Linked DNA regions of Homo sapiens: regions 2, 3 and 4 are each linked to region 1. A link is a loop called in an ENCODE intact Hi-C map of the cell type or tissue named here. Cell type or tissue: right lobe of liver. All regions are shown on one strand.

Evidence for each region. Peaks named below come from ENCODE experiments on the same cell type or tissue, not always from the same donor. Only the 100,000 strongest peaks of a DNase experiment are listed, where the experiment ranks them.
Region 2: a loop joins it to region 1, with 6 times the contacts of the local background. A loop is called at or near these places in 2 of 110 quality-filtered maps.
Region 3: it touches region 1 in a loop (5-fold over the local background); 4 of 110 quality-filtered maps call a loop at or near these places.
Region 4: it touches region 1 in a loop (5-fold over the local background); 2 of 110 quality-filtered maps call a loop at or near these places.

Annotation. Positions count from the first base shown.
Region 1 is chr15:52,777,527-52,785,526 of GRCh38, reverse strand. All of the region lies in intron 1 of ONECUT1 (one cut homeobox 1), which reads left to right. Among named protein-coding and RNA genes, the nearest start is that of ONECUT1, 8.8 kb to the left of the region's middle. RefSeq lists an enhancer at 5,000-5,049. In right lobe of liver, CTCF peaks have their summits at 1,442 (motif pointing left) and 4,838 (motif pointing left); DNase peaks (open chromatin) are centred at 186, 1,206, 1,966 and 4,836; H3K4me3 peaks cover 3,679 bases; H3K27ac peaks cover 4,794 bases.
Region 2 is chr15:53,030,572-53,038,571 of GRCh38, reverse strand. All of the region lies in intron 4 of LOC107983981 (a long non-coding RNA gene), which reads right to left. Among named protein-coding and RNA genes, the nearest start is that of LINC02490, 82 kb to the left of the region's middle. RefSeq lists a silencer at 3,386-3,680. In right lobe of liver, no CTCF peak of the experiment used is centred here; a DNase peak (open chromatin) is centred at 3,531; H3K4me3 peaks cover 764 bases; H3K27ac peaks cover 5,184 bases.
Region 3 is chr15:53,449,008-53,457,007 of GRCh38, reverse strand. All of the region lies in intron 1 of LOC105370826 (a long non-coding RNA gene), which reads right to left. Among named protein-coding and RNA genes, the nearest start is that of WDR72, 310 kb to the left of the region's middle. In right lobe of liver, no CTCF peak of the experiment used is centred here; DNase peaks (open chromatin) are centred at 1,617 and 3,327; H3K27ac peaks cover 5,903 bases.
Region 4 is chr15:53,055,885-53,063,884 of GRCh38, reverse strand. All of the region lies in intron 4 of LOC107983981 (a long non-coding RNA gene), which reads right to left. Among named protein-coding and RNA genes, the nearest start is that of LINC02490, 56 kb to the left of the region's middle. In right lobe of liver, no CTCF peak of the experiment used is centred here; a DNase peak (open chromatin) is centred at 4,374; H3K4me3 peaks cover 1,172 bases; H3K27ac peaks cover 1,972 bases.

The DNA of each region.
Region 1 (8,000 bases):
GAAGGCGGCGCGCAGGCCCGAGGTTCGGGCGGGGGTGGGTGTTGGGCACTCCGACCCTGCCCTGCGGGACTTGGAGGCGAGGAAACCTCCAAACCCCGCGGGGGAGTTGGCGGCGCCCCCTTCCCGTCCGGTGTTTGCCCCAGAACGACCTAAGAAGGACCTGAGCCAAGGGGGGAGGGGTTCGGTCGGGGGGCGGCCATGAGAAAGTCTCGCCCAGCCCAACCTGGGCTGTGTTTGCCCTGAGTGGCCTTGCGGCCTGGTTGATTGATAACTGGCCCCTGCACAAGTCCATTTGCTTTTTTGTTAATATTTATCCCGGGGTGACATTTCAAATGTCCCCCTGCTTTTCTGGGCCATGGGAGTCAGGCAGGAGTGCGGGGCCCTAGGCAGAGCCCTTCAATCCTTGAAGACTTCTGGGCCGGGAGAGAAGCCAGGACTGGGCGTGTGGGACGCAGGAGCTGGAAGCGTTCCTGGGTCCAAGAGTTGGGGGAGAAGGAGTCAAGCGCAGCGGTTTCCTCGCGCTTCGCGTCTTGGCGCTGTGGGTCTGGTGTCGCGCAGCTGCTCCCAGCCCGCTGCGGCGCGAACAAAGGGCCAGCAGGGCGCGACCGACCGTGTCCGCCTCTGAGCCCGGGGCGAGGGGCGCCGCCAGCTGGGAGCGCCTCCTCCGAAGGCCTAGGATGGCCTCCTACGGAGACCAAGGAGTCCCAGAGCCCGCCAGGCCGAAAAGTGGCAGTGCATCCCGGTAGTCAACTGGGGACCCTCACACACACACACCTAGCCGACTGCAAAACCAAAAAAGGTCTCGCTCCTGCGGACAGTCACCAGAAGGCTCTGCGTGGTGCCTGTCTCACGGCCGGTGTCTGTCCCCTCGAGGGTGTAGGACCATAGTTCCCCCTGTGTAGTTCTCTCTGTGTAACGGGCATAAACCCGGGTGAGGAGAGGGAGGTGCGCTTGGGGATAAGAAGTGGGCTCGTGGCGACGACTGGAACCGCTATGGCTGGGGCAGGGGAAACCTACTTCTGGGGCTTAAGGGGGGCTGATGGCTATTGTGTGGCGACCTTGGTGTCAGCGCAGCTAGGATGCCTGCCAGAGACGAACTCCACTACCTGTTCGGAGGTATGCGGCTATCCCGTCAATGGGTGCAGCACCTATCGCCCTGGAAGCATCCGGAGAGGGATCCCGGTAGCTGGGGCGACCAGCCTGACCCAGGGCACAGCGGTTGCTAGAGACCCAGCCCCGACATCGCCGCTTACCACCGACACTTGGGTCGGACAGTGCCAACAATAGCACGGTTGTGTTGTAGCAGCAGAGGACCCAAATCCCAGGATGCGCCTCTCCTTATCTGCAAGCCTCGAGCCCTCCGCGCTCCCTGCTTCCCTCCATTCGGCTCCCTTTCTGGGGGTAGCCGGGCTGTGCTGCGGCTGCGGCGCGCGCCCCCTGCGGGCCGTCGGGGCTGGGCGACCCGCGAGCGTCCGTGGTTCAGCCCGCGGCAGCGAAGAAAGGGATGCTTGCTGCGCCTTTGTTTTTAGAACGTCGTTGTTCTAGTGAATTTCAAAACAATAACTATTTTGATAGGAAGAAAGTGTGAAGGAGGAAGAGAAGGATATCTAGAGGGTCTGTCGGGGTACCTAACAATGCCTGGGTGTTACCCAATTCATGAAAACAAAATTCTCATCTTCCGAAGTACACCTCAGCTCTAACCTCCCCAAAAAAGATGCGTACTTGGATTTTGTATCCGAAGTATGCTTTTGTTGGCGTGTTTTCATTTAAGAAAAGCGGGGTCAGCGTAGAGAAGGTGACCCTGGCGGTCCGAAGTCGGAGGTTGGAGCTGAGGGATATAATACCCGGCGGATTGGCGGTTCCTTTGTTTTGTTGTTTCCTCTTCCTGCAAACTGACCGGAGTCAGGAGGCAGCCCTGAGGCCTTGAGCTGAGAAGTCTTTGTTTCCTCTTGTGTGGGGTGGGTGAAAGGGCCTTCGGAGGCCGACTGGTCTGGAGCCCTGGCGCGGAGTCAGGACCCTGGACAGGGTCCCACCGCCCTGACGCCTGGTCCCATTTCTCTTCGCCCCGGTAGGCAGATAGAATGTCTTTGGGAAGTCATAGTAAGAAAACAAAAATTAACAGCTAAAGTTCCGAAGTTTCTTAGGGCGCTAGGCCCAGCCGGGAATATACACTGGCACACTGAGGTAATCGAAAAGATCAAACCTATCCTCGTCGATCGGGTGGTTGATCTTTTCGTCCCTCCACGCGGCTTTGTGTGAGTATCTGAGTGCACGTGCACACCTGCTTATAAAATCGGAATTCGCGTCCCTGTGGGTGTGACAGGGGTTGGATCATTAAGCTAAAACGTTCAATTCAGTCCCTTTGATCCGCGCTGGGGAAAATCTATAGTCATCTCTAATCTACGAGGTCTTTAAGGAGGTTGTTACACGAGCTGTTTTGATGTCATTATTTCCACATTCATGGCAAATTCAGCTAATCAAACAAATGCTGCTACCCCAAGTTATCAGAAGAAATCGTTCTTACAGAGCATACCAATAAAATTTATTTCTGATTTTCTTGTAAGACAGAAAATCCTCAAGTCTAATAAAGGTGGGTAATTAAGAAGGAGGCTCTCCAATATCCTGCTCCTCAGCTTGAGGCCTTGTTCCTCAAGTGACATTGCTTGTGCTCTTTGTAAAGTCCATTTATTGGAATATTTAAACACCGACTTAATATTTTAAATCAATCTAGGAGCCTTGATGGTTTGAATGAGAAATGACTAGTTTCCTTTCAGTCCCCATTAAAACAGCAGAATTTCCACACTCTTGGTAAAATTGAATGGCCCCCAACCTAGGGTAGCAACAGAAGGAAGGTGTTACTGAAGTTGTGGTTGTTAGAGGGTGCATTTCTTATAATGCTGGAGAAAACATTTAACAAATATTTATTAAATAATACTCTCATTGTGTCTCTATTTGAATAAGATGGATAAGCATCTTTGGGAGAAGAAAGCCACATTATTTCTACATAAAAAATGTCAGTCTCATAGAGTCCAGTAAAAAGAAAAATATTTCTTATGTGAATGGATTTAGTGCACAATCATAAATTCCTACCTTCTATCAATAGGTTTGTATAGGTTCTTATTTTAATACAAGTATGTTAATACTAACGAAGTTTAATTTCCTCCTGAGATAATAAGATTGGGCTAGGTGACTAGACCAATCACAAGACAATCTGATTATTTTGATACAAACATAAAAATTACTTATCACAGGGTCTTGCTATAGAAGCATCCACATATGTCTCTTCCAAGAGATGTTACGGTATCATAAAATTGTAACAAATTAATTTCTAGAAATTTTCTTTTCTTAATAGCTAATAGATGCTGGGCTTAGTACCAAGATGATGGGTTGATCTGTGCAGCAAACCACCACGGCACATGTTTACGTGTGTAAAAAACCTGCACATCCTGCACATGTACCCTGGAACTCAAAATAAAAGTTGAAGAAAAAAAGAAATTTTCTTCTCTTTTAGATGAGGCAATTTAATAAGACAACAGCTGGACAGAACTAGACCCTAAAGTACAACCAATCTCATTTGTCATAGTAACTGATAAGGAAGAAGCTTAAGTTTTTTGTGCACATTCTATTTGTTGGGTACTGTGATCGGAACATAGATGTTCTCATTGAAGACTCAACATTTATACCAGTGGTTCCCAAATCTTGCTATACATTGGAATCACTTAGAGACCTTTAAAAAAACTGATGCCTAGCTGCAGCTTCAGATATTTTGATGTAATTGGTACAGGACGTGACATGGGCATTGGATTTTTATAAACTCCCAGGTGATTTTGATGTGCAGCCAAGTTTGGGAACCATTAGTCTAAGTGGTATTTACCACTTTTTTCCCTGTTGCTCTCTTCAGTGAGGTTAAATAATTTACTTGTGATAACACCACTGGAAAACAGTGATGCCCTGAGCTCAGCTTTCCCAGTCCAAAGCCCAGAACATTTTATCCTCCATCCCATGCTTCTGTTGCCAGGACAGGTGCACCAGGTTAGTGGAGTCAGAATGTGGAAATAACTGATTCAAAAGTCTCTACATAATAAGCTCTTGAAATTAGAGAAAGTGTGTCTTTCCTTTGGGACTCTCAAAAAGAGTCACTTATGAAAACTTATTTCTTTTATACTCAAGACTTGTAAAAGAGATTTTTTATTACTCTTTTTTGAAGAAGCAGCCAGAAAATGTGAGGAAGTGCCAGAAGTAGATGTGAAACCCCAGCCTCCCATCCCTTTGTTCACTTAAACAATTATTGATGGACAAGACCTATCTCATTAGATGTGCCTGTGGGTGGGGCTGGTCCATTCGGTCCCTTGCCTTGAGGGGGGCCCAAGGGCTCAGATCTTCCCATACCTTCAGGCATTGGCATTCTGATCTGCACTTGGACAGCAATTACACTTCTTGGCTCCACATCAGTGCCTGCCTTGCTATTTCAAAGATTGCCTGTAACTCAAATTTTAGGGCTCTGCACTAAAAAGTAATAAATTGACCAAAACAGAGTATATAGGCTGGGAGTTGTCTAGAGGGCATCTTGCAATTTCTGTCAAACACTGCATGTTTCCAGTCACCATGTGTTTCTCATCTTCCTTTGCATATGCCGCCACGGGATATTCAGAATCGACGGTTTCTGAAATCACTGCTTTCGTTTTCACATCTGGTGATGATCTCATAGTCCCAAAGAGAGGTTATCGAAGGAACGCAATAAACTATGTGCTTTTTGCTTTCTTTCCTGTTGTCTTCTAAAACAGATCAATGGGGAAAATTAAATAAACAAACGAGCGAAGCGCGCCACCTAGTGACCTCTGTGCTCGCTGCAGATTCTGCGACTGAAGTGCGTGAGAGGAGTGGCTAAAGCGATTCGAGTATTGATGGAGTCACAAAAATCGTTCATTAAGGCAATTTAATCTTTGCTATTAAATGTCCTTTCAATTCATTTGGGGTAATTAAGATGCAGTTAAAGTGATTAAATTCTAATTACTTATGCTAGACAAAGACATATTTGTCACACTAATGCGGTTAACTAAGGACTCAGAAAGAAAGTTAACATTTACTTCAAATGATGCAACTGGAAAAATCAGTTCCTCTTTTCATCATTAATCCAGTGAGCTGGGTGATTATGTAATGGCACTACCAGCTCATTAAAAGGGGGAAGTGCTGATTAAAATGACTGCTAGGAGGAAAACTGGAACCAGAAGTACCTCAGTACTGTTTGGTCAGCATTCCTGCACAAAATTACTTGGTGTTCTTTCCCTCCAAGCCCCCCACCCCAGAGTAATAAACAGCTCCTGAGTTTCATCCTGACATTAAAAAAGGGCTGCCTCACAGAAAGCTTTTAGCATCTGCCTGCAGACGTTGTTAAACCAAAAGATTTGTTTAAATGGTAAAAGAGGACTTGGTGTAGAGAGGACCAGGCAGATGGGAAGGGATAGGGAGGAAGAGAATTCCTGAAGGACACAGCTCCAGAAGGAAAATTTCCACTACAGGCTTCAAAAGCCCCCTTTGTTCACACCAACACCCATCCTGTTAGGAAGCACTCCTTTTCCTCCCCAGCTCCACATTTACTGTCTGATGGATGGAGACAGATGCCTCTGCCCTAGACTTATATACCACACTCGGTTATTATGCATACTCTGGAGAGCGCTAAGTACCTCTGCTGAAGATTGGTCTCTTTTTGGCATTTTTCCACATTCGCATGTGGATTAGAAACCGTCAAGTCACGGAGGCTAGTTTGCCATATCTCCATAGATCGTTCCCAGAGTCTTAGTATAGCCTAATTATGAGTGCTCCTAAGGGGAAGATGATTTTAAATTTAATGAATTTAAAGTTTTCCTTACAAAAATGGCTTTTTAAGGAGGCACCTAGTATTTGCCTGGTGGGTATGGGGAATGATCCAAGGACAAGAATGATCAATCAGATAATTGGGGACTGTTTATCCCCCAGGAGACCAGTGTCTCTTAGGAGAGTTAAATTTGCATATTGAAACTATAATTTTGGTTTCTTTATCCCATCGAATAATATCACCCGTCTTTATAACCAAAGAAATGAAAGTTATCAAATTCATGCCACTTAAGTTAAACAAGTTTTTTTTTTAAATAAACTGGTCGGCCAGGCACGGTGGCTCACGCCTGTAGTCCCAGCACTTTGGGAGGCCGAGGCGGGCAGATCACAAGGTCAGGAGATCGAGACCATCCTGGCCAACAGGGTGAAACCCTGTCTGTACTAAAATACAAAAAAAAAATATTAGCCGGGTGTGGTGGCCTGCACCTGTAGTCCCAGCTACTCGGGAGGCTGAGGTAGGGGAATCACTTGAACCTGGGAGGCGGAGGTTGCAGTGAGCCTAGATCACACCACTGCACTCCAGCCTGGGCGACAGCGAGACTCCAGCTCAAAATAAATTAATTAATTAAATAAACTAGTCAGTTATTTGAATATTTACAGTCATTATTAATGTAATGGATCGTATTACACCATCTTCAGTTACAAAAAAAAAAAAAAGAAAACCCTCTCTGGATTAAGAATAAAGTGCCCCAGAGGAAGATTTCTGTAGTAATTAGCTCTTAGACATTGTCAAGTAATTTAACCTTTCTGGGCCTCAGTCTCAATAAATGTAGAATGAAGGATTTGGCTTTAGGGTCCCTTCCAGGTGTCACATTCTATGATTGATTGCCTTCTATGATGACTATGTATCTATCCATGGGGAAGCTTAGTTGGGGCCCTAGTCTCTTCTAAGTTTAGTGCTCTGTCTGCAGTTTCAGGTCTCAACAAAGTGTAAGCCTCAGGGGGCCAGTCCCTTGTCAGGTGGTCAGGAGGAAATAACCTATCCAGGCAGGAGCTCTGCCTTCTGGCCCCAAAGTGCTGCAGCTTGAGATTCCATTGCTTGTGTTCTAGTAAGACAAGCTGTTAGCAAGGATATGGGTCATTAGGAACTCTTAGCCACTACTGGTGGAAACGAAAGTAAATTGGCACCTTCACTACAAAAACATAGTGTCAATGACTTGGCATCATCTTCTCAACCTGGACCTACATATATCTAGCAATTCTACCCTTTGGCATATATTATAGGTAAATTCATAAATGCTCTTAGAGACATGCAAAGACTGTTCTTGGCAGCATTGTTCCTAAGAGCAGAAAAACTGAAAAAGCCTAAACGTTCACTGACAAGGAATGCATAAATAAATCATGATATATAAAAACTATTTTTAAAAAAATGAGTAATAAACATAAATTTAGAGGATAGGGGAAGGCAGGGAGATAAGAGGCAAGAACACCCTGTAGCTTCACAAGGCAACTAATGTTCTAGTTCTTTTATTGAGTGGTGGACTCATAGATGTTCATTTTGTTTTTGTGCTTCATATCTTACATATATGATACATATTGTTTGGTAGGCAGTGATTATTATTTATTTTTAACATTGAGGAGGTAGAAACATTGTTTTTGTCTGATTCCTCAACCCAAGCAATTCAGACCAAACAAACCTCAAGACATACTCTATTGTCATTTAAGCAGGTTCTAGCCCCATACTAAATATCAGCTCTCATAGGAATTACATTCAGCCATTTTTGGACGGGAGGATAAAATAAGTAAAAGAGGGAATTTCATTAAATATGGAAAAAAGAGTTAATTTTTTCACTCATTTGAGCACCTGCTGTAGCAAGTTCCGTGCTCAGGACCGGGAATGGAATGTACAACACAATTTTTCTTTGGAACTCACAGTCTAGCAGGGAAGAGAACAAATAACTTTACATGTTTTTTTGTGTGTGTGTGTGTGTGTGTGTGTGTGTGTGTGTGTGTGTTTTCCAGGAAGGAGGAGTTTAAGGTGTGATGAAGGGACAATTTTGAAGATCTGGAGGATGAGTAGGACTTGGGACAGAAATGGAGGAAGAAGTTTCCAGGAAGAGGGAACAACAGCATGCGTGGGGGCCCTGGCTAAACTCCTTTTGTAGAAGAGCTCTTAGATCAGAATT
Region 2 (8,000 bases), 250 kb before region 1:
TGAGAGCACCGTCCGTACTATGTTAAACCCCCTTTATATAAAAGGAAAGATCCGACTGTTGTGCAGAAAATCCCTACCCTTTCTGATCGATGCTTCCCACCACTAGGGCATCTAGTAATTTCTGATTCAGTCTCCTGTAGCTTTTACTTCAATGACAGGGCACAGCAGGCCCGGGGCAGACAGCAGCCAGGCTCTGTATGGCAAACCGTCCGCTCTGCCAAGAGGTGTGAGTGTTGGGGGTGATGCACAGAGCAGAGGACGATGTCACTGTGGGGTCGCACTGGGACTGTTTTAAGCCCTGCCCACATCCTCAATCATAGACTTAGAGTTCAAAGGGCTGTTAGGCTGCTGCTCACTGATCTCATCTCAAGGTGATAGTCACCTCTGGCCTTTCAGCAGACAGCAAGCCCGCTGTCCATCCATCTTGAAGCAGCTTGACACTAGATTCTCTACCCATTTCACAGCCAGTGAACATTCCCTATTGATTTATTGATTGGTGTCTGCCTGTGGAGGGAGCTCGGAACAGACTCTGTTCACTCACAACCTCCCGCATGGATTTTTTTTTCCCTCCTTTCTTTTCTCCTTTTTATCCAAGGCATGTTAGCAGTCTGGGGTGCAGCAGGAATTAGAGCATGCAGGAGCCCAATTTACTGTCATGAATGTGCCCAACTCCCATTGGTCAGTCAGTTCTGCTTGTCTTTTCTTTTCCCTTTTTCTTTTTTTTTTCATTTTGCCCCAAACTGGGAATACCCATTCCTTGCCCATTCTCGTTTGCTAGTGAGCCCCTGCTTTCCCTTACCTTTAAGACATTCCTTAAATCCAAGATGGCCAAGCAGAGAGAAGGGAGTTAGGAGAACAAACATACTCTCTCCCCTATTGTATTTTTGCTGTCACATCCCATTGCAGGAGAAGAGCACCTTATTTACAAAAAGAGTTCCTCCTCACCCTCTACTTATGAATAAGCAGTATTTGATTGCATTGAATCATTTATAATTCGATTCTAAGTCATTGCAATTGCACTGGTTTCTCTTCAGGAAAACAACCTTTATCAGCACACTCACCCTTACTGGAATTTCATGAATGAGCACTCAGAAGCCGTGAAATCTGTGTGGTCCTTAAGCTTTTTAATCTGCAGAGCAAGGTTAAGAAAAGTGCCTATAAAGCGAATCCCCTCCTTAAGGGAGAAACAGAAAGCGCAAAATCCTTATAAACAACCACACATCTACCAGGTATAAGGTGCAACAATAGAAATCATTGAACCACAGCTAATGTGTCTTATAAGGAGACCACATGGCTATGCTTAGTAGCAGTTACTTTCAACCATCTCAGACAATCTACAAATCACATCTCTGGATTCCACAGTTCTTCACTACCTTTGGAGTTTTTAGAGAAAGGAACCATTTGTCTCCTTATAGTAATTAGGTAGAACAATGACTGTGGTATCTTATGAGTAAAATATTGCATTGATCTGGACACTGGATACCCAGGTCACATGTTAGTCACAAATACATTTTCTCAAAAAAAATAATAATTGGTTTTGTTTAAATTAAACAAACCATTCTCCCAAGAGCAAAATTTCCCAAAGACAGAGGGGCAAGGCTGCCTCAAATGCCTGTTATCCAGTCTCAGTGTTCTAAAAAGTGTAGAGAGTGATTTCAGTCCTCTGAGGCTACATAGCCCCATTTTAATCTGACCTCAAAACACCTTCTCATTCTACTTGTAGCCACTAGTTGTCTAAGAGACCTTACGTGACCAGTATAAGCTAGTGGCCTAGGTTTCCATCTGCTGATTTAATCATATAAGCATGTGACAGGTTTTTGTTAATTAGCTGTATTTAATCCTTTTTAAAAATTTAATTGGTCTCAAGATTCCAGTGGTAAACAATCGAAGTAAGGAAAAACAGAAACAAAATTTGAAAATATAAATTAAATAAAAATATAAAATAAAAAAGGTGAAATAAACGTCTTGTAGGCAGTATAAATTGGTAAAACCATTTTGAAAAATAATGAAACAAGATATACCAATAGTTTTTAAAATGTAGACTACGTATATCCTTTTGATTTAATCTAAAGGAATAATTTTAAATAATTTTTTAAATTATGCTTTAAAAGATTCACAGCAGTGGATATAAAAATAGACACAATAAAGGGGAAACAATCTAAATTTCAAAAATATGGAATGATCAAGTTGTGATATATTCACTCAATATAATGAGCTATTATAAGTCATAGAAGACTATAAAGAAAACATAATAAGGAGAAGCTCCTCTACTGTAATATTAAGTGGAGGGAACTGCCAACTATTATCAACAATATAATTATAACTAGATGGAAGAAAATGAGCCCAGAGAAAATATAGTGACAAGAAGTTCTCTAAATGCCAGTTAACGTCAGGTTGAAATTATGAGATTATACTATCATCAATTCTTCTCTTACCCAAATATTCTTCTTTCAACCTGCATGCATAATATTTCTAATAAAATTTTAAAACTTGGAAAAAGTAGAATAAGTTGCCTTTGAAATCATTTGGGCTGGCTCTCAAATGTGTAATAACATTTAGTACTTTTATTTTCCTTACTGAAAAGTCACCTATGGAGAAAAGGTAAGGGTCTGAGCTGTTTGCTTTGGCAACATGGTTTTGAAAGCCATTGGAATTTTTTCCCATAAACAGTAGAAAGATTTTTAGCACCGGACAGCAGGCAAAGCAACAATAGGACAACAATGACTGGATATATTGAGATCCTGTAGTGTGGTTAAAAAACAAAAAGGAGCCTATAGTGTGGTTAAAAAAAAAAAAAAAAAAAAAAAAAAAAGGATGGGGACTGGATGCGGTGGCTCACACCTGTAATCCCAACACTTTGGGATGCTAAGAGGGGGGTGAATCACAAAGTCCGGAGTTCGAGAGCAGCCTGGCCAACATGGTGAAACCTCATCTCTACTTAAAATACAAAAAATTAGCTGGGCGTAGTGGCAGGCGCCTGTAATCCCAGCTACTTGGGAGGCTGAGGCAGGAGAATTGCTTGAACCCGGGAGGCAGAGGTTGCTGTGAGCCGAGATTGAGTCACTGCATTCCAGCCCTGGCGACAGAATAAGACTCCGACTCAAAAAAAAAAAAAAAAAAGAAAGAGGGGGTGGTGCCTTTAAACACTTTGGATTCTAGACCCAATACTGCCATTAACTAATTGGGGAAAAACATCACTAAACTTTTTTATACTTTATACTTTAGTATTTTTTTCCATTCAATCAGATAAAATCATTTTTAATTCCTACATAACATACAAAGTATAATGAACCACTGGATAAATGTGCAAAATACCTGACATCACTAAGTTCCAGCTCTCAGTCCTCTCTCTAGAATAATGATTATTTGATTCCTTTTACCCTTCTTCTGGTTGGACTGGCCACTCTGTAAAGTAGCCCCTCAGTTTTGTCATCCAGAATGGTGTCAGTGTAGACGTCACTCATCCCTGTGACAGGATGATTGTGCAGAAAAATGGCACAGCCACCTGCTTTTCAGGGAGGTGCTGGCCAATGGCGCAGGCTGCCAGGGGGGTGCGGCAGGACACCAGGCTAAGCCAGTCCATTGACCTGCATATATCTGAGAGTGGGGCTGTAAGAACAAACAAGGCTGAACTGTTTAAGCCCAGATGTCCCAGCAAGAGAACAAAGGTTGAACTAGGCATACTTTTAACAAGGTTAAGTCAACAGTTGGACAGAATTTTCTACCTAGAAATCACTTACCATGGGGAGTCACAGTCATTAGATCCAAGCATCACATGAATGCGTTATCCACAAAACTGGCCAGGACACTAAATGACAGAATTTTCTACCTGGAAATCACTTATGATGGAGAGTCACAATCATAAGATCCATGCATCACATGAATACATTATCCACAAAACTGGCCAGGATACTAAGTGACCTTACCAAAAATAAATACCAATGCTTCTCCCTGAGCTACTCTAAGAGTAAGTTACAAGTCACTTACAAGAGCCACAGAGGCAGGTTTTCAACTGATTCCTCTATTCAACCAACATCGATCAAGCTCCTATGATGTGTTAAGCAAAGGGCATGGAAAGAATAGGCCTAGTCCTGGTCTCTGAGGAATTTTCAGCTCACTGGAAATAATAACCAAATGTTACACACATAGCATCCTGCATACGATCTGATGCTTTCAACTCAGTGCTGCATTTAACCTCCCAGTATCTCTGTGAGGTCTTGCTATGGAAAAACATAGCCACCTATGACTGGGCATAGACTGTCAGACTGAAGAAAGGATGTGATTCGAAACAAAGGAGTTTCCTCTGTCCATGTTTGGCACAGCTAATTATCCCAAGATAGAGTATTAAATAGGCAGAGAGTGTGGCAGGCCTATAAGTTAAAAGAGTATGTAAGAATTAGAGTGGTTTTTTCATAGTGTGCTATTCTCTGCTACAAAGGAGGGAAGAAACACGTTTGCATGTTCCCTACCATGATGTGCCCTGACAGTCCCAGGGAGGAGTCCTAAGGAGAAGCAAAGTGCCTTTGGACCCTCAGGTCAGAATGGAGGTGCCTGTACTTCCTAGGAGTACTTATTGCCCGAGTTGGTTTCAATCCCGGCCCTGAGGTCCAGGGAACCTGGAGTTGATTAGAGGAAGCTCCAAGGAAGACCCTGGAATTGACCCTTCCAGCTGCAAACCTGGAGCTTATTTTTCTCATCAAGAAGTCCAGAGTTCACACACCAGGAAACTGTTTGCTCAGGAAGTAGAAAGAACTCATTCACCTTCATTCTACTCAAACCAACTCTCTGCCCGCTGCCTCACTCTTGCTCCCCCTGAGTAAAAGCCATGGAAAACATCACATAATATCGAAGTTTGAATGATTCTTAAAACTTCTGTTGTCCAGTCCCTCGTTTCAAAAACAGGAAAATGAGGGCCCATAAAGAGATCATCCCTTGCCTAAGGTCACTCAACCCACCTCCAAACTCTTCATGACACAGGTCAAGGCAGACTTATCTGCTCATATACATTCATGCATTTATTCACACATACAATCCTAGAGCAAGTGAATGGCACCCTTAGAAGCCATGTGTGTAGACTATATATTTGTTATTTTAAGGACCACTTGGGCTAGATGTAACTTTGGCTCACACCATAAAGGAAATACAGTTCGGCGGAGTACTTCTGTCCCATGTCTATATTATGAATATGAACTTGAGGGCAAAAGCGAACACAAATTAAGACACTTATATTATCTTAAAGTGACTTCACCAATGTTGGCATTGGTATTTCTCATTGATTAGAAGCTGCTTTGACTTATTCACAGCTTAATGTTGCTTATTAGAGAAAACAAATTAGACTCCTAACCATCCAATGCACCTGAGGTGTACTTACAGCTTTCAACACACAGTGGTTAGACAAGCTGATCATGATACAAAATCATTCATTCTTGCCACCTTTCTGCCAGACTATTCCTGCACCCCACTCCCATCTCTCTGGTGCCCTCTGTTCGACCACTTGCTGATGCTATTTGCCAGAGAGTGAAGGTGTCTGTGAGCTTTGAAAATTGGATCACAGGAGCAGCTCCACGCTGGCCCCAATCACGCTGACGGCAAGACTGATCAATCAATACCCTGTGTGACACTTTCAGAATTCACTGGAAATGATGCCCTTTTCAAATGACACCCACATTTTATCGAGGGCAGTTCTAGTGAAGAAAAAAAAACACCACACCAATATGTTTTTCTTAGATATATCTGGTTTCAGTAAACTTTGTTGGTTAAGACCAATAAGTCTGTATCTCCAACCTCTCCCCATCCAACCCAGCCTTTGAAAAAGAAGGAGATGCAACGTTTAGGCAGCTTTGCAAGCTGACATTTTCCTGAGCCCTTAAATCTCACATATAGAATAGAAAGTGGCCATGCTTCTTTCAATGCAATGAGTATTTTAAAATTCTAGGTTTGTTGTGGACTTCCAGCACACCAGACTCATACAGAAAACAAATGAAAATTTTCTTCCAGAATGAAAGGCTTAAAATTGCCAGGGTCCTGTTCTAAATACTTTGAGAGGGTTAACCACTACCTGTCTCATATAATGCTGGGATATACAATGGCAATGCTTTGCTTTATATGCAGGAGGGTGCAAGAGGGAGGGAAGGACAAAGTGTCAGGTACCTGGACCAGCCCAGAAGGTCAGCCAGTGCTGCTTAACAAAACCAGGTGGAACACTTTGGTTTAATTGCTAAATTCTAACGAGGCTAGAAGGTTCCCAGTGCATCCCAACATTAGGCATCCCACCCAGGCCCCCAGAGCGGAGGTTACAAAAGGCCTTGAGGGACTAAGGAATGAGAGAAGTGACTCTTCTGACTGGAAGACTCAGGAGGAAAGAATGAGAGAAGAGAACAAGCAGAATTAGGATCCCAGGTGTCACCATTTAAACAAAACCCCACATACCAGCAGTTAAGAGCAATGGTTCTCAACTTGAGCAGGCATCAGCCTCATTGGGAAGGCTCATTAAAACAAAGGTTGTTAGGCCTCATCCCTAGAGTTTCTGATTCAGTAGGTCTGGAGTGGGGCCTAAGAATGCATTTCTAACAAGTTTCTGTGTAAAGCTGCTGCCTCTGCTCTGGGACCACAGTTTGTAGACTACTGATTTAGAGCACCTTTAAATAACCTACAAATCAAATAAACCCAGCTGTGTAAATAGCACCAGAATCATTTTTATTTTATTGTGCTCATCAGGGTAGATATGATAGAGCATATCTTTAATGGAACCAATTTTCCAAAGTGTTGTCAGGTTTTGGTTTTTGTTTTGTTTTTTCTGCCTGGTACTGTGAAAGAACAAAGGTGGACTATGAATTTTCTTCTCTGACAATGACAATTCTGCAAACAAAACAGGCACGTGACTAGTTCTTGACAGTCCAAGCTCCCCTTAGGGTTCAGGGAGCAATCATCAGGGCCTGGAGTATCCAGGTCAACTGAGTTAACCAGATGCTGGTCAATCATGGGGCTCTGGGCTGTCACAATGAATGGGCAATCAATGGGCCATCCCATTCAGTTGTTGAAACACTCAAAATCTAATGCCTGACCATTTCAGGATCTGGTTATCATGAAATCCAAGGGAGCTATCTTTAAATAGCCAAGGTTTCAAATATAAAGCAATGTGATTGGTCTCTTAGCAATTTTCTCCCTCAGCCAATCAGGTTAATTAGCAAGAACTGCCAAAAAGTTTCTAAAATAAAACAATTAATATAAATACTCTCCATATTTCTAGCAGGATTTCAAGAAGATTTTATGAGAAACTACTATTTCCTTTTTTAAAAAAATACCAAATGGAGGCAAACCTGTGAACACTAGAATATTAAAATTGAATATAGCATACACTTCTCCTGCTGTGAGCCTCCCTGTATACAGAATTCCAGTACCTGTTGATTTGCTTCTGTGCAGCTTTTCAGCAATGGGGAGAATTTCACTTTCAGTTACAGTGTATGAGATTTATGAATCTCTCCGACTGCGGATAATTAGAAAAAGAGAAAGTGGTGTAGGGAATAGGAAAAGGAGCAAAACAGACAGCAGAACACGAGCTGGAGTTTTTGCAATGTTTTCTTTCTCCCTTAGGATGTGGAAAGAAGGTAAAACCTGGCCTCAGAACTGCACTCCTGTGACTTTTGCAAGGCAGGAAACAGAGATGTGAGTATGGTGGCTGAGCGTGCTCTGGCATGAAACTAGCTGAGCAGAGAGAGTTTCTAAATCTCTGTATCAGGATAGAAGGTGAGAAATGCCTGCTCAGTGAGATCGAACCGGTTAAATAAAATTTCCTCAAAGATTTGAGGTTTACCTGTTTGTTAGTTTTTGTTTCCCTCATTTTTCTCCGTTGTTAATATCCAAGTCACTGCATTTCTAAACAGGAGTAGAACCTGAGAGATGGGAGGCAACAACTCTAAGTCATCAGAAAAGGCACTAAATACTTTAACAGTGGAGAAGACACAAAGAAAAGCCCTTTCAGCATGCCTGCTACCTGGAAA
Region 3 (8,000 bases), 670 kb before region 1:
AGGGGGAAAGCAAGAGAGAAGGATGTAATTGTGCCAATTCATCTGGCCAGGAGACTGAGGGCACAATGTCCTTTGGGCAGAATAAATTGTTATTTTGGGACCTTGTGTTGATCATTTTGGCAGTAGTATCCTGGAGGGACAAATCCAGAGTTGCAGAAAGAGGTTTGGGTGCCTGGGGCAGGGAGTCAATTAGTTATAGGGCTCTCCTTTTTCGCACCCATATTTATACAGGGCGAATATCCATTAACACTCCAATTTAATAAAGTAACTGACTTATATTGTATAGCCTTATTTTAAAAGCTTATGATAGTCTATATTAACTTGTCATAATAAAAATAAACAAATACATTTTACAACTTGCAATATTTAACACACATCAGAATGCTGAAATTAAAAAAACAAAAGCATACACCTGTATGTCTTATGATATTTAAGGTCTGGGTCTGTTTACCCCACAATTTCTCTTCTCATAGTTAATAAAAAACATGTATATATTATGTTTTAAGAGGAAATATTTTTTGTTCTGTTTCTGTAAGAGCATCTGGGCCTTATTACCAATTACCCTTGCAGCCTTGAATTGGCAGCAGCCATCCACATCAATGTAAAATTAAATACAGCTCTCAGATTAAAGGGCTAAGAAATTAGCAATAACCTTTATTAAATGTATATGAAAATTGAAAGTAAACATTTTTGTCAAGCATATATATATATATATATACACACACACACACATTTTCAACTGTTGAAACAAATAAAAAATGCCCTACCAACAGAATCTACTTTAAAACATTTTTTTTTATTGGAAAGTGCCATTCCATTGTTCTAAGCCTCTCAGACCACACTAGACACTTTCCAATTTTGACTAAGACCTGGCCCTCACATGTGGCCCAGAAGGGAGGGACAGAGAAGATAGCAGCATGCAGAGGCCAGGTTAGGACTCAGCAGCCATCTCTTGGACCATTTAATTAATTCACCAGATAAAGGGAAAATGTGGAAATTGCAGGGTTAGGACCATTAAATTCATCAGATAAAGGGAAAATGTGGAGATTGTTAGGGCTGAGTAACTCCCTTTTTCAGCTAATACTCTTCTTTTTTCTTCTTTAAGATTGTCACCTATCACTTTATGTTTCCCCCTCCCCCTCTTCCTCCTCATCTTTCTTTTTCTTGACCATCTCTAATTAATAGAATACAGGATCTACTATGATGAAGGTAGCTATGGGGGCTCTTGACTGGATAAGCCCTATACAGAGGCAAAGTGCCCAGGGGACTGTGGAGGAAGAAAGATAAATGAATTTCTGCCCCTTTAGAACCTGGAGAAGTGCCACCACTGACAACAAAAGGAGAAAGGAGTTGACAGCAAGACAAAGGGACTATTGCTTTTGTGTGTGCCTTAGTACACACTTTTCATATGTAATCAACTGAAGTAAATAATATTTGTCTCACATTTTCCATTATATAATAGGTTTTTTTTTTCAACGTTCATTTAGAAAATGTGTGTCCTTCCTTGAGTGGCATAACCTGCCTAATGCAATCTCTTTCATCTGTGTTGATATTGACCTTTCACATGAGATACATTCCTCCTTGTGTGACCCATTCCACGTGTCACCAGAGCATCTCAATAGTTAAATTTTTACATGATGGAGAATGCATCACTGAAAAGCAAACATTTTTGAGATGTTTCTGCATCTGTTTTAAAACGCAGCTTGGCTATTATCAGATTCATACGTTTACACAGTGCTCTGTCCCACGCAACTTGTAAATATTTGATAAATGTTACTTTTTAATTCCTGATAACATTATGAAAGTGTTAAGAAATGTTATGGCCGATAACCTCTTTCCGAGCCTAAGACTCACATTTACCATGTAAAGTTATTGATTGACTAGAGCAAAATGATTTTGTTTTCAGGGAAACAAAGTCCCTCAGAGGCCACATTCAAACTTTCCCTTCATTTAATTGTACGTTGTCCAAGGACAGAGATAAGATATTTTTTTCCTGCTGTTTCTCAAGCAGGTCAACCTGGGTCTACCAAGACCAAATATTTATGGACATATGTGAGTATGCAGTTCCCTAATGACAAATGTGTGATAATATGTCAGAATGAAAGATTTTTGAGACAGTAATGTTGACTGTCTGAGTTGGGCATTTACTTAAGCTGTGTTGCTGGGAAGCAAGTACCTGGCCTTCAATCAAATAAAGCATTTTCTAATGAATGAGTTCACATTCTGAAGTGTAACCTCCAAGATCAGGACATCCAGGTACAAAGGCATCGTCCCGTGCAGAAAGAGTCAGCGATTTTTACGCAAGCTTGAGAATCCTTCACTTCGAGCATATGCTACACAGTGGAGCAACCTTCACTAGTTTAGTTTAATGAACAAAGCATCAAAAAATACTCTGAAATTTGATAGGAAAATAGTTTTAAATTTGCATACTATATGATGCTATTTATACAAAATATAAATTTATTTTATGCTAATACAATACAAGATGTTGGTTACCCTAACAGGCAGTGACTACAAGAGGTGTGATGGAGGGATTTGGAAGGTACACATAATGTTTTGTTTCTTAATCCATGTACTGGTTACATGAGTGTGTCTGGTTTGTGAAAGTTTCTTAAACTCTAGTTATTTTATTTATTTATATATACATATATATTTGATAAAAGTGTTCACTTTCAATTTTCATATACATTTAATAAAAGTTATGCACACACACACATATCAAAAGTCTACATATGTCCTTGTTTAGTCTTACTTCTACTTTTTAAAAAGATGCATTCTCTTTCTTTCAAGTTCAAAGGCATCTTTTGAGGAAATACATTTGTATTTTCCTTGAACTTGGTACGTACACACCTACATATATTTCTTCAAGAAATCTCTAGCATGTCCAACTTAGTTTTTGAGTAATTATTCTTACAAGTGAAAACTTGTTCTCATGGCAGCACCAGGCTCTGAGCTCCCTGAGGCAGGGGTCATGTCATGTTTGTGCCCTAGGAAGCTGGCCTATGGTAGGTAATCAATAATTATTGAATAAGATGCAAAAGATCAGGTAGTACAAGAGTCCTGATAGTCCCCAACTCTGACCCCTGAGTCCCTTCAGTTTCTTTCTACTTGACAGTTTGTAACACTGGGCACAAAAGGGAGACAGAGAGAACAAACCACTTCTGCTGTGACCAGGTTACGTGATCTGCAGGGATCCAGCCTCCAATCAGGAGCTATTGCACAAGGGCTAGCAAGTAGCCAAGGACAAAAACCAGGTAACTTCATCAGTTAAGTAAACAGTGGCTAGCACAATGGCTGTGCTAAACAGGACAAGCTCAAAGTGCAGTGTCATGGCCAAATGTCTCCTTCCAACGGAATGGACATAGGTGCCTCTTAGAGACCTGCCTTGCAGGAATGATTACAATATTTATCAAGTAAATGACAGCTTATGTACTTTGTCATGTGCTTTTTTTTTTTTAATCTTACAATAACTGTGGTAGAGGTGATGTTATTCTCTTTTCATAGATAAGGAGACTGAACAAAGCAGTTAAGCAATTTATTCTTGGTTACAAAGTTAAGTGACAGAATTGCAGCTCAAATCTTGGTCTGTATGGCTGACTCCAAATCCCATGAACTGATGGCATCACATATCTTAAAAGAAAAAAAATCTGTGAAATGTCAGGATTATTCTGATTAAATTCAGGACTCAGTAAAAAAAAAAAGGTGGGGGATACTGGCATCTTCTACATTATTATTTTCTGGATGATGATAATGCAACTGAACTGAAGATCTGTAAGGTTAAGTAACTTGCCTAGGGCTGCTCAGCTAATAAGTGGAAGCACCAGGGTTGGGAACTAAACCTATAACCTATGCACTTCTCACTCTACTGAGGATGCTGAATAGCTTTCTTCTCTAGAGTCAGCCCTGGGCAGTGGGCAGTGGCTGCCTGGAGTTCTGTGCTGAAATGGATCAGAAGCCACTGCAGAGCCCCATGGGAAAGAAGCCTGGGATAAATTAGCCATGCTGCTTATTTGCCATCCCTGTGCTATACTGCTCCTAAAACCCACTGCCCTTTGACCCCTGGGGATCAACCAGGACTTAATTATCACAAGCCTTGTTATGCTTCCCAATATGCAAGGCACACACACGAATACCACATTCTACTAAGCCTTCTTCATATTTGCACTCTTTAAAGATACCATATCTACTCTATTACCAAGCAGCAGGTTTGGACGTTGGTAATATTTCTGTTTAGGCTCTAATTCCAAGTAAGGAGACATCTAAATGGCTAAAGCAAACATGGACTAAAATTATTCTTAGTATAATTTCACCTCACTTAAAACCACTTATTAAATGGCTATTTTGTGAAAGTGGGAATATACTAGGACAATAAAAAGGGAACTAGATTGAAATCAGGATTATCAGGCCCAGGTTCCAACTTGACCCTTCACCAGTTCTGCACCTCTGGACTAATCACTCAAAGGCATGTGTTTTGGAGTCAGACCTGAGTTTGATTTCTGGCCCTGACATTTACAAGTGCTGCAATTACCTTATGCAATTTTCTGTATTTCCTAAAGCTTCAGTTTTCTCATATTTAATGTGTGAATAATAATGACTTCCTCACTGGGTTGTTATGAAATTCATGGAGATGTTGCATGCTAACTGCTTAGCATAGTTCATACAACACTGAGGTCCCTAGTAAATGCAGCTGTCATTATTCCTTGTCATTAAATTTCCTTATCTATAAAAGTTGGTTACAATGCAAACCTCCCAAACCTTCATAAAGTTCACTGACAAGTTCAGGCTTTACAACAACATAAAATTTCTTTTATTGTATATCTCACCTCAAGGTGTATCCCATCTGTTAAGGAAACAGAATCTCCCCCCCAAAAAAAGAAAAAGTAAGAGATAATAACACATAATAAACATTTACAAAACAAATGAGGAGTAATACATGGATATGGGGAAAACTTGGAATAAATCAAATAATTAGAACTGAAAAGTTTAGTTAAAATTTGGATTTCAGAGGAAGAAAAAGGCATGCCTTGCCACAGAGCCCATAAAATAGAGTTATAGACTCATGGATTGGAAATTCTGCTCAGGTTCAGAAGAGCTGATATTCAGTTCTAACTCTGATGCTCCCTAACTTTTTAATTTTTCTCAAGATTTTTAGATTTTCTCATTCCGTAAAAATGGGAAAAATAATAACTTTTTTTTTTATGAGGGCTAAGAGGATACAATCAGATCATACATACAAATAAGTTTTTGTTGCATTTAGTTTATGGTACAAGGAATGGCCAAAGCCAGTATAGGGCAAGTGAGCCACATAGGGTACAGCATTTAAGGAGACACGTAACAAAGGGTTCTAGAGTATGCCTCTTTTGACTTGCACCCTTGTCTTCTCACTTGCCTTAACCTCGTCCTGGACCTGGGATGAAAAGACAGCAAACGGGTCTCTCCAATGGAGTAACAATGTGAATATAAATAATGAGACATGAGAGCACGTGACAAATCCAACTAATAATGGGTTGTAAAGCACAAGGCAATGAGTCTGGGGCCAATGGGACAGTGGAGCTACTGCAGGTTTCGGAGGAGGGATGTGGCATGTGTTTTCATAGTTTGATCACAGAATGCAGCAGTTCAATTGGATTCTGGAACATAGGCCAGTTGGATCTATAGAAGAGGTCAGTATTGTTCTATTTTATTATGGATTTGGGAAGAAAATAAAATTACATATATAATTGTATGACAACTACTAAAACTCTAAATTATGAATTAATGAAATTAATAAAGAATTGATAATGCGTGCCCTCTTACTGTGATTTATAGATGGTTGTGGTGGAGATTGCCAGGTGTCTCACGCCAGCCAAAGAAACATTTGCTATCTGCCATTTCTACAAATTGGCTACTAAAAAAGGAAGCAGCATTTGGATAAGCTGGTACTTTCAGCACAGTAACTCTTGAAACACAGAACTTCTTGGGTGTACATTTGGAGGAAAGTTGATCTGGAGCCTATGGAGTGTCATTGGAGCTGGGTGTTCACAAAGCTAATGGAAAACATATTAATTCTGTTCTACTGAGGGTTGGAAAAGAGCTTCTAGGGTCATGGTGGGTCAGAAACCTAGGAATTCATTTTGGACTGTAATGGAAAAGTTTTATCCATTACATCTAAACTTATCATTTAATAATGGCTGCCAGGAACACTGTCAAATGAAGGATTCTGAGCCTTCAGCCAGGCTTCACAGGTAAGGGCCACCATTGATTAGCAATGTCTGTTGCAAGACATTGGCAGAAATGAGAGGTGGGTTGTGTGTCTGATCTGGTTCAATTATTTGATTTTACTATTGTTAAAGTCAAGGCTCTAGGAGGGGAAAACTTACTCAAAGCAACACAGTTCAATAAATAAGTGAAGAATCAAACTCAAGTTCTCCAACCCAATGCAATTTGTTCACAATCCACTTCTTAATAAACCACAGAACATTTTTATTTATGGCATTTATTAAGGAATGTCTTCCCCTTCTTTCAAAAGCCACATTCTAAGTCAAAATTTTGCTTCTAATTATTTCTTTTATTCCAGAATTTTTTCCATTCCTCTGTATCGCTCATTTTTTTTTTTTTTTTTTACAAATGTCTATTATGTGTTATCTCTTACTCGTTACTTATTTTTAAATTTTATATCTGAGTTTATCTTTGCTTCACATTTTGGTCCACAGTGGAAGATTCCAATGACAGAGTAATGCTTTTATTCAAGATACTTTATTCTAGCTGAAACCACATCTTTTCTATGCTAGTCTATCAGAAATGCAGCATAATGGGAGTCTTTGCTGAATATGAAGCAGATTCCTAGAAAACAAGTGGGCATTGATTTATTTTTATTGATGTGCTTTTACTAACTGATAGGAAGTGTTCTTTGAACACCTCTCTTCCTACCATTCCACTCCAATAAGCCACTGAGTTTGATCATTTCTAACACATGGTCCATGATGCTGTCTAGAGGGCTGAGAGCCTCTCCAGCCACAGTGCTAAGTGAGCCAACAGCCACCCAGGTCTCCTCAATTCAGATGTGACATTTTCCTGATGTGCGACTTACATCCTGACCTGATATAACCTTTCAGTTTGGGACTATGAGCTGGGATATGGATACCTTGGACAACTCTTGGTCTTCAAAAAAAGAGAAAACTAACTAGGAGTAAACCTGCAGATGAACTATGCATATATCCAGTGTACAAGAGAAAGTAGGTTTTTGGGAGGAAAGAAAAGTTATAAAATAAAGGCAGAAAAATCAACTATTTTTTCTCTTTGAGTCCAGATGTTTTTGATGTCATTGAGCATCAGGCATTGTCTAGAGTCTCCAAATTTTATGTCATGTTCTCTGTGGAAATTGCAGCAAACAGGCACACGATGTTTTGAAGGTGAGTGGGAAAAGGCGCTGGGACATTGCTGCTGGGAGCAGAGTACCTCCTTTGGGCTAGAAAGAGCCCACCGGGCCTTTTTATTCCCAATTTACCACCTAAATATTGGAGAACTGTGATGTTAAGTTCTAATAAAAATCTAGGGAGAAATTGTACAGCTTCTTTTTGAATGATGTTCTCATGCACCAAAAAGGGCTTCTTAGGGCTTATTTCTGCCTACTTTTTGTTTGTTTGTTTCTAAATCAATACAATATCCAATTCTCTACCAATCGGAATAAAAGAGAAAACATATTTCGCCCATAATACTGCTGTCCTATCACAACCATAACATTCTGGTGTATTTCTTTTTAGTGTATTTTCCTGAGGATGCATTTTTCCATAGCTATAACTTTATTATTATTATTTTACTTAAATCTGCAAAGGTTTTTTCTGTATCTTTAGTTTTATTTCTCTTTTCTAAAACTATTGTCTTTAATAGCTTCATAATATGTATATGCCACAGTTTATCTTTTTAAATTCATTATTGCTAGATAGTAGGTTATTTCCAATTCTTAATAATACTTCTATGAACATCTTTGTGCATGCCCATTTATCATATCTGTGAGAGTC
Region 4 (8,000 bases), 280 kb before region 1:
TTGTTGCACGTTTGGGTTGGTTCCAAGTCTTTGCTATTGTGAATAGTGCCACAATAAACATACGTGTGCATGTGTCTTTATAGCAGCATGATTTATAATCCTTTGGGTATATACCCAGTAATGGGATGGCTGGGTCAAATGGTATTTCTAGTTCTAGATCCCTGAGGAATCGCCACACTGACTTCCACAATGGTTGAACTAGTTTACAGTCCCACCAACAGTGTAAAAGTGTTCCTATTTCTCCACATCCTCTCCAGCACCTGTTGTTTCCTGACTTTTTAGTGATCGCCATTCTAACTGGTGTGAGATGGTATCTCATTGTGGTTTTGATTGGCATTTCTCTGATGGCCAGTGATGATGAGCATTTCTTCATGTGTCTTTTGGCTGCATAAATGTCTTCTTTTGAGAAGTGTCTGTTCATATCCTTCACCCACTTGTTGACGGGGTTGTTTTTTTTTTCTTGTAAATTTGTTTGAGTTCATTGTAGATTCTGGATATTGGCCCTTTGTAAGATGAGTAGATTGCAAAAATTTTCTCCCATTCTATAGGTTGCCTGTTCACTCTGATGGTAGTTTCTTTTGCTGTGCAGAAGCTCTTTAGTTTGATTAGATCCCATTTGTCTATTTTGGCTTGTGTTGCCATTGCTTTTGGTGTTTTAGACATGAAGTCCTTGCCCATGCCTATGTCCTGAATGGTATTGCCTAGGTTTTCTTCTAGGGTTTCTATGGTTTTAGGTCTAACATTTAAGTCTTTAATCCATCTTGAATTAATTTTTGTATAAGGTGTAAGGAAGGGATCCAGTTTCAGTTTTCTACATATGGCTAGCCAGTTTTCCCAGCACCATTTATTAAATAGGGAATTTATCTTATTTTTAAAGGGTTAAAATCCAGTGACTGAATTAATTCATTTTGGGTGTCCTTGCTACCTACTGCCAGTTAGCAGAATTTATTATGAGTTTGACCAGTTGTGCCAGTTCTCTCCCTGCTGAATGACACAGCTCATCAGCTCATCCTCTTTAATATGTTGATACTGAAGTGGAGACTTCTGAAAATGGCTTCCTCCTGAGGGTCCTTCTATTGGTCCTGACCTGCCATTGCTAGTTTACTCTTTCCGAAAATATTTACAGAGTTCCTGCCATGAAGGCACTTTACATAAGTTCCAGCTTCTAAGACTCTCACAATGGAATGGACAGAATCAAGAAGATACAGTCTCATACTGCCCAGATTCTGAATTCTCATCACTTTCTGGAGCTGTATCAAGCCTACTGTCCATGTGTGCTATAATGAGTTGAATAGTGTTTCCCCAAAATTCATATCCATCCAGAACTTTACAATGTGACCTTATTTGGAAATAGGATCATTGCAGGTGTAGTTGTTTAAAGATCTCAAGATGAAATCATCTCAGATTTAGGGTTATCCCTATATCCAATGCCCTACTGAAAATACTATCCCCCTTGCTAATATATTAATATTAATATATCTCATAATAAATTAAGAGCATATCCATTTATCCATGCCTTATAGTAAACATATTTCCAGGACATTTTTCTAGTTTTCCATTAGGTTTTTGGAAGTTGACAGTTTGTTTGTTTTGGTGACATTGACCTTATTCCTAGAAGCCTTTACTTTGTTGTCTTTCATTTTCTTCCCCAGCTGACATGTTAGTGGTGTTCCCACATGGGTATCTGCTTAGAAGGCCAGGATTCTTCTTTCTTTCTTTGCCAATAGGTCTTTAGGTCTATTAAAGCTAAAGACTGTGTTTATAGAAAACTACCATTGGGACTGAATTGACTAAACAGCTGATATGGCATTTCCTTACTCTCACACCTGATTGTATGTTTCAGTAAAGAGACCAAGCTAAACAACTGTTTCGATATCAGTTGAACTCAATGTCTTCAGTTCCATATAAAACATAGCCTTGGCCAGGCGTGGTGGCTCACGCCTGTAATCCCAGCACTTTGGGAGGCCGAGGCGGGTGGATCACGAGGTCAGGAGATCGAGACCATCCTGGCTAACATGGTGAAACCCTGTCTCTACTAAAAATACAAAAAATTAGCTGAGTGTGGTGGCGGGCACCTGTAGTCCCAGCTACTCGGGAGGCTAAGGCAGGAGAATGGTGTGAACCCAGGAGGCAGAGCTTGCAGTGAGCTGAGATCGCGCCACTGCACTCCAGCCTGGGCAACAGAGCAAGACTCCATCTCAAAAAAAAAAAAAAAGTAGCCTTGTATTTACCTATGTCACCAACTTGGACATCCCACACATGTACCCTGGAACTTAAAATAAAAGTTGACCAAAAAAAAAAGCCTTACCAACTAGCCAAATAGTAATGGTAAAAAATAAAATAAAATAGAACCTGTTATGTCTTATAGGCTAAAAGACCCACTAACTTAGGGTGGTTAGCTGATTTGTCCTCAATCCGTCAGATCACAAGAGCATCTAGATATGTAACAGAAAGGTAGATAGAGCAGGCAAGAAAATGCCCACACTGGGAAACAAACAAGGGCTGAGAAAAGAGATCCCTTAGCTGCACCTAGAGACAGAAGTGAGATATGGTTTTCATCATTACTAGACCCAAAATTCTACAGTCCAAGGAAAGGGACGAAGAACTCTATTCTGCAAAACTGCACACAAAAATTGACCCAGATATGAGAATACCACCAACATGTCATTTAGGGAAGATAACTAAAGAGAAAGAGCAAAGGCTTGTAGGAGTAAGGTCAATTTTATCTAAACAGGAAAGTGCTCACAAGAGTATGGTAAGAGCAGCTGCAGTTCAGACAGGAAATCAACAACATGCACAGCTGAGGAAGGAGGAGTCAAGACAAATTAATTCCAATAGAGTGTAAAATTCTCTGGACTCCAAGAAGACAAATAGAATCAGGGAAGAGGATGGGAGCACAGACTAGATGTCAAGGATCGTGCTAGGAACATTAGTTATATTGTTAATTTATTAGTCCATTTTACAGTTGAGGCTCAGGGAGCTTAAATGACTTGCCCACATAAACATAGCTGATAAGCAAATTGAAACCCAAGTCTGTCACATTGAGAGCCTCTGCTCTCTCTACTGCATCAGTGTTTCTCAAAGTGTAAACTGAGGCCACCTGCATCCAAGTCACCTGAGACGCTTGTTAAAAACTCAGGCCCAGTACTTCTAAATCGGATTCTCTTTAGGTGGTTCTATGTACCCACAGGGCCTCCTCTCTGAGACAGGCCTGTCCTCTGGGAAAAGCAGAGAGACTCCTGCCTCCTATAATGGCCCTAGTCCCAGGAATCACCCAGTATATTCAGAGTCAGATCTTAGAAGTAAGGACCAAGTCTAGCCATCAAAACTGAAGGGACCAAAATGTAGAAATGAGTTGAGAGTCCAGAAGCCTCACCCATTAGCAGGCTCAGGTTTCACCCTGGAGCCTCCACATCCAATACAAGAAGTAACCAACCAACTGGCCGAGGCCAAGTGGTCAGAACTGTGGCAGCAACCAGGAGGCCAAATATTGAGGGTCAGTTTGTTCTCTCTTCCTCTGTGTGATCTCTATGTTTTTTAACTATCCCCTCCTCCAATTTTCAGCTTCCTTGTCTATAGTCATAACAATAGCTGACATGTACTGAAAACCTCTAGTATGCAAGGCCCTATTGTAGGACTTCTACATGTATTTATTTATGTGATTCTACAACCACTTGAGGAAAAAGGTACACTTTATATACCCATTTTATAGATAAGAAAACTAAAGCACAAAACATTAAACAACTTGCCCAGGGTCACCCAGCTGGCAAGTATGTCACCCACTCATACTTATCTGGAAAGTATGTCTTCAGAGCCATACACTCACTCATGACACTGTACTTCCTCTCTGACTATAGCTATGGTGCCACCTTTCACAAGCCTAACACTTGTTAGGAAGCTGTAGGTGCCATTTGGGGACTCAAATTAGGACTCAAAAACTGCCCTGAGTACGTATGTCTGACCAGCTATGATAAGGGAGACAAAAAGATCTCAGTGAATTTGATCTAGTCACATCAGATTCTGCTGTGGCCGGGGGTATAAACATGTTCCCAAACCATCAGCCAAATAGGCAGAGGAGCCAAACTCCAGCAGAAGCATGCAATCTTGTTTTATTTACCATGAGTCCAGAAAGCATCGCAACTTCTCCTAAAACTTGTTTTGGGGAAAAAAAAAAAAAAAAATCTTGCCTTGGAAACAGAGAGATAAAATCAATAGGAAGGTGGAATCTTTGAAGAGCTCCTGGGTACAAAAAAAAAGACAGCAGCAGCAGGACATTCTGGAGGATTGTCTTCAGTGGCTGAAGTGCCTACAACTGACCAACAAGGTAAATCAAATCTGCTGCCAATACATTCTTTTGCTGTCCAGATAAAACGGCAGACTAAGCTGGTGAACTTTCACCCTTCACCCGCGCTCTTCAAGCCAAAGTACAGATTAAAAAAAATCAATAACCCCAATCGATGGGAAAATATTTTTAGTCTCTAACTGAACGATATGTTTTGACAAGGCCAAAGAGGAGCACAAAAGAATGGCGAAAGATAAAAGACAGAAAATTAGGAATTTGCTTTATTGGGTGAGGTGGAATCACCAATCACTTTCTTTTTTCCTCGCTGACATTCGTCTAAATTATCTCACAGCAAGGAAATAAAGTGTAAGGAGATGAATTTATAAAATGGCATGATTCACTGCCAAGCACCTTAAAACCTATTATTGCTACCATTTTCTGTTGCCATTTCCAAGAAAGCAATCTAGAGAAATGTCCATGTTCAGAACACAGTCAGAGAAAAGAGCATTTCCCCAAAGTGAATAGAGTGGACAATGGAACAACGGAGCCTCCCACCCCCACCCCAAACTGCAGATCACATCCAATACTAAACACATCAGAAAGTGTTTAAAATCCCCAGTTTGACTTCATTTTTCTCAAAATAACCGTTGTTTTTCATAACTCAGTACCCTTGAGTTCCCTTCATAACAGAGCAAATTAAACTCATAATATCACCTTGTCTTCTGGCCCTTTAAGCAGTAATTTATTTTTGTAGATAGGTGCAAGCCTGCTGTATTTCCAAAAATTATTTCACATTATTCCTACATTAAATAAAAGTGATAAAGAAACATACGACCTTGAATAAAATTAACAAAAATTACCTGTCAATTTGTTTGCTTTTTTTTGTAGAAGAAACTCGTGAACATAGAGAATAGTCTTACCAATCGATTAATATTTTCAATTCTTTATAGTAACGACAATTGGTAAACAGATTTATGGGATTCAAAAATCTATATAAATCCAATAGACTGATAGTTGTCATCGTAGCGACCTATTTTACTTATTAATTCATATCCCTCTCTTTTTTTCTCCCTTAATATCAATGCCTCATCTGTTATTTGATAAGCCTTTGGAGTGAATTTAATGACTATCATTTTACTACAACTCTTTATTTTTTCCTCTAGCAGAAGCTTAAATATACATTTCTTATATAAATACATACCTAGGCTGATGGTTACATCTGTGTGATGGCAGCCAATTCTACCCACAAAAATCAGTCAGTTCCATAAAAGAGATTGACAAACCAGTGGTTTGACGTCATATATGTGGCAGTCAAAGCATCCATTCAATGGCTATTTGATTGGCCATTTTTTTAATACTGTAAGTAAGTTGCTTCATTGTTAAGATCAACATAGATTTTCTAATGGCAATCATTCTGGCAGGGTGAAAAAAAATGGGATAGTCTAGTCCCCTGAGACTTCGATAAGAACCAGCTTTATACACTTGTGTTCTATTTACCCAAGTGTAGATACCTTCACAGACTATTGGTACCCTCACTTCACAGACTCTCCAGGATACTTGGACCTACTTACATTTTTGTTAACAGGAAAAATGTACTTCGCTGTCTGTTAGTAAAAATCATATAATACTTGCTTCTCTTTCCTGAGCATTTACTATATGACAAGCTCTCTGTGTGCTTAGCATTCTTACACATCTGAGCTAATTTACCTTCAGAACTAACCTACAACATAGGTAGTATCAACTCCAAATTACAGAAGAGAAAGAAGTCTTGGTGACATAAAGTAATTGCCCAAGGTCACAACAGTAAAGTGGTAGAGACAGGGGTCTAATCCCATTTCTTTCTGATTCTGATGTCTACACTTCTACTTCATTTGTCTTATGGTACCACCACCTAGATGGAATAGAGCTGATAAGATTCACCACCTGTAGTAATTGGAATGACCAGAAAATTACATTTGATTGACTCCTTAGTTCACAAACCATCGTGCCATATTCAAATGAGCATGAAAGTCACTTTTAATTTGTTAAGTCATTAGTTATGATACATTTATTAAGCATCTCTAATTCTGGAATATTTATGTGAATACAGCTCATTAATAAATTCCCAGTAGGCCCCCTTGTTAAGAAATACTTGCACTTGCGTAGTGAAAGATCAATGCATGATAAACACATTATAAGTGCATTATAAGTGCATCCTGTATGTACTTCATGAGCAGGGGAAGGCCAAAACCAAAAGTGTTACACATGTTACCCATGAAGACTCATTTCCTCAGAATTTTCCAAAGTAATTTTTCAATATTGAATTGCCATATTTCACACATTTCCCCAAAATGGCTGTCAATAAAATGTCATGCTTCAGGTTGCCCATTTATTCACATCTATCTTCAAGTTGCCTAAAGGACTTTGGATATATGCTCCTTCTTTTTAACATTCCCTGGAAGTCCTTACCATGGTAGTTGATTGTTGAAGCACTAGTAATTGAAATGAGTAGGTAATTATGGTATTCAAAGCTTTCAACATGCTCAGGGAAGTGTGATGACTACTTGAATTAGCTAACGAAAACATGTGAAGTCATTGCCAAAAGATCTTTCACAAAAATCCATTATTTGCAGCTGGGAAGTTACCAACTGTTTGAAAAACCAGAATGACTCTCTATAATTCCAACTACATAGTATTTGACTCCATTATTTGCGAGTAAAACTGGGTGTATATGTGAATCCCAGAATGTTTTCACAGTGGAGAGATATGGTAGACTCAGTGATTCCCTGACCATCACAATGTTCAAAACATTCTGTTTCTAACAGGGGCTGAGTTTTTCTTAGCAAAAAATGGATTTAGCTAGCTAAATCTAGATTTGCCTCTCCAGTTGAATCCCAAGTTCTTGGGAGGTAGAGAATGTTACAGGAAGTTCATGCTCCAAATCTAGCTTTAGTCCATTTTCCTTAAACCTTCCAATGCTTCTCCTAAGACTGGAATAAAATCTAGATCTCCTTCCATGGCCTGACAGCCTTGGTAGCTGTGTGGTCACTGCCTGGAATACACAACTCACAGACTTCTGTGTGGCCAGCAACTATTTTATTCATCATTCAGGTCTCAGCTCATACGTCGTCCCTTCAGAGAGACACCTCTGCTCTACCACTCCCCACTCATTATTTTGTTTTCTATCCTCCGCAGCACCTATCATTATCAGAAGTTGTCCTACTATACTACAGGTTCCAGGTGCACCATCATATCTCCACTGCCTGATGAAGGGGAGGAGCCTGACAAAGGGGAGGTGTTCAATATTTGTCAAACACATGAATCTCCAGGGCAATGATGGACAACTTGGATTGAATCAGATTTTTTATTAAGTCAATTTGCTTTGGGGGAAGTACCAGTTTTATTCCTCATGCAATAGCAAGCTGATTCTTCAAAAATTCAACTACCAAATTTTTTGTTCCAGGCCTTTTTAAACCACAGGTATATGGACATGGTCTTAGGATAGATTCTCCCCTGACCTGGGTGAAGCTGCTTCATACCTTCTCTGTGCCTTTGCATATGTCCCGTCTGCCTGGAATGCTTTCCCCCTCTCCACCTGCTAACTACTCATCTTTCAAACTTGTCTAGAGCATCCACTTCTTGTGGAATGCACTTGTGAATGGGGTCCTCTATTTGCTTCCATAATTTATCTCCTACAAGTTAGCTCTCATAGCTTATTCTCTAGCAACACTGATATTTT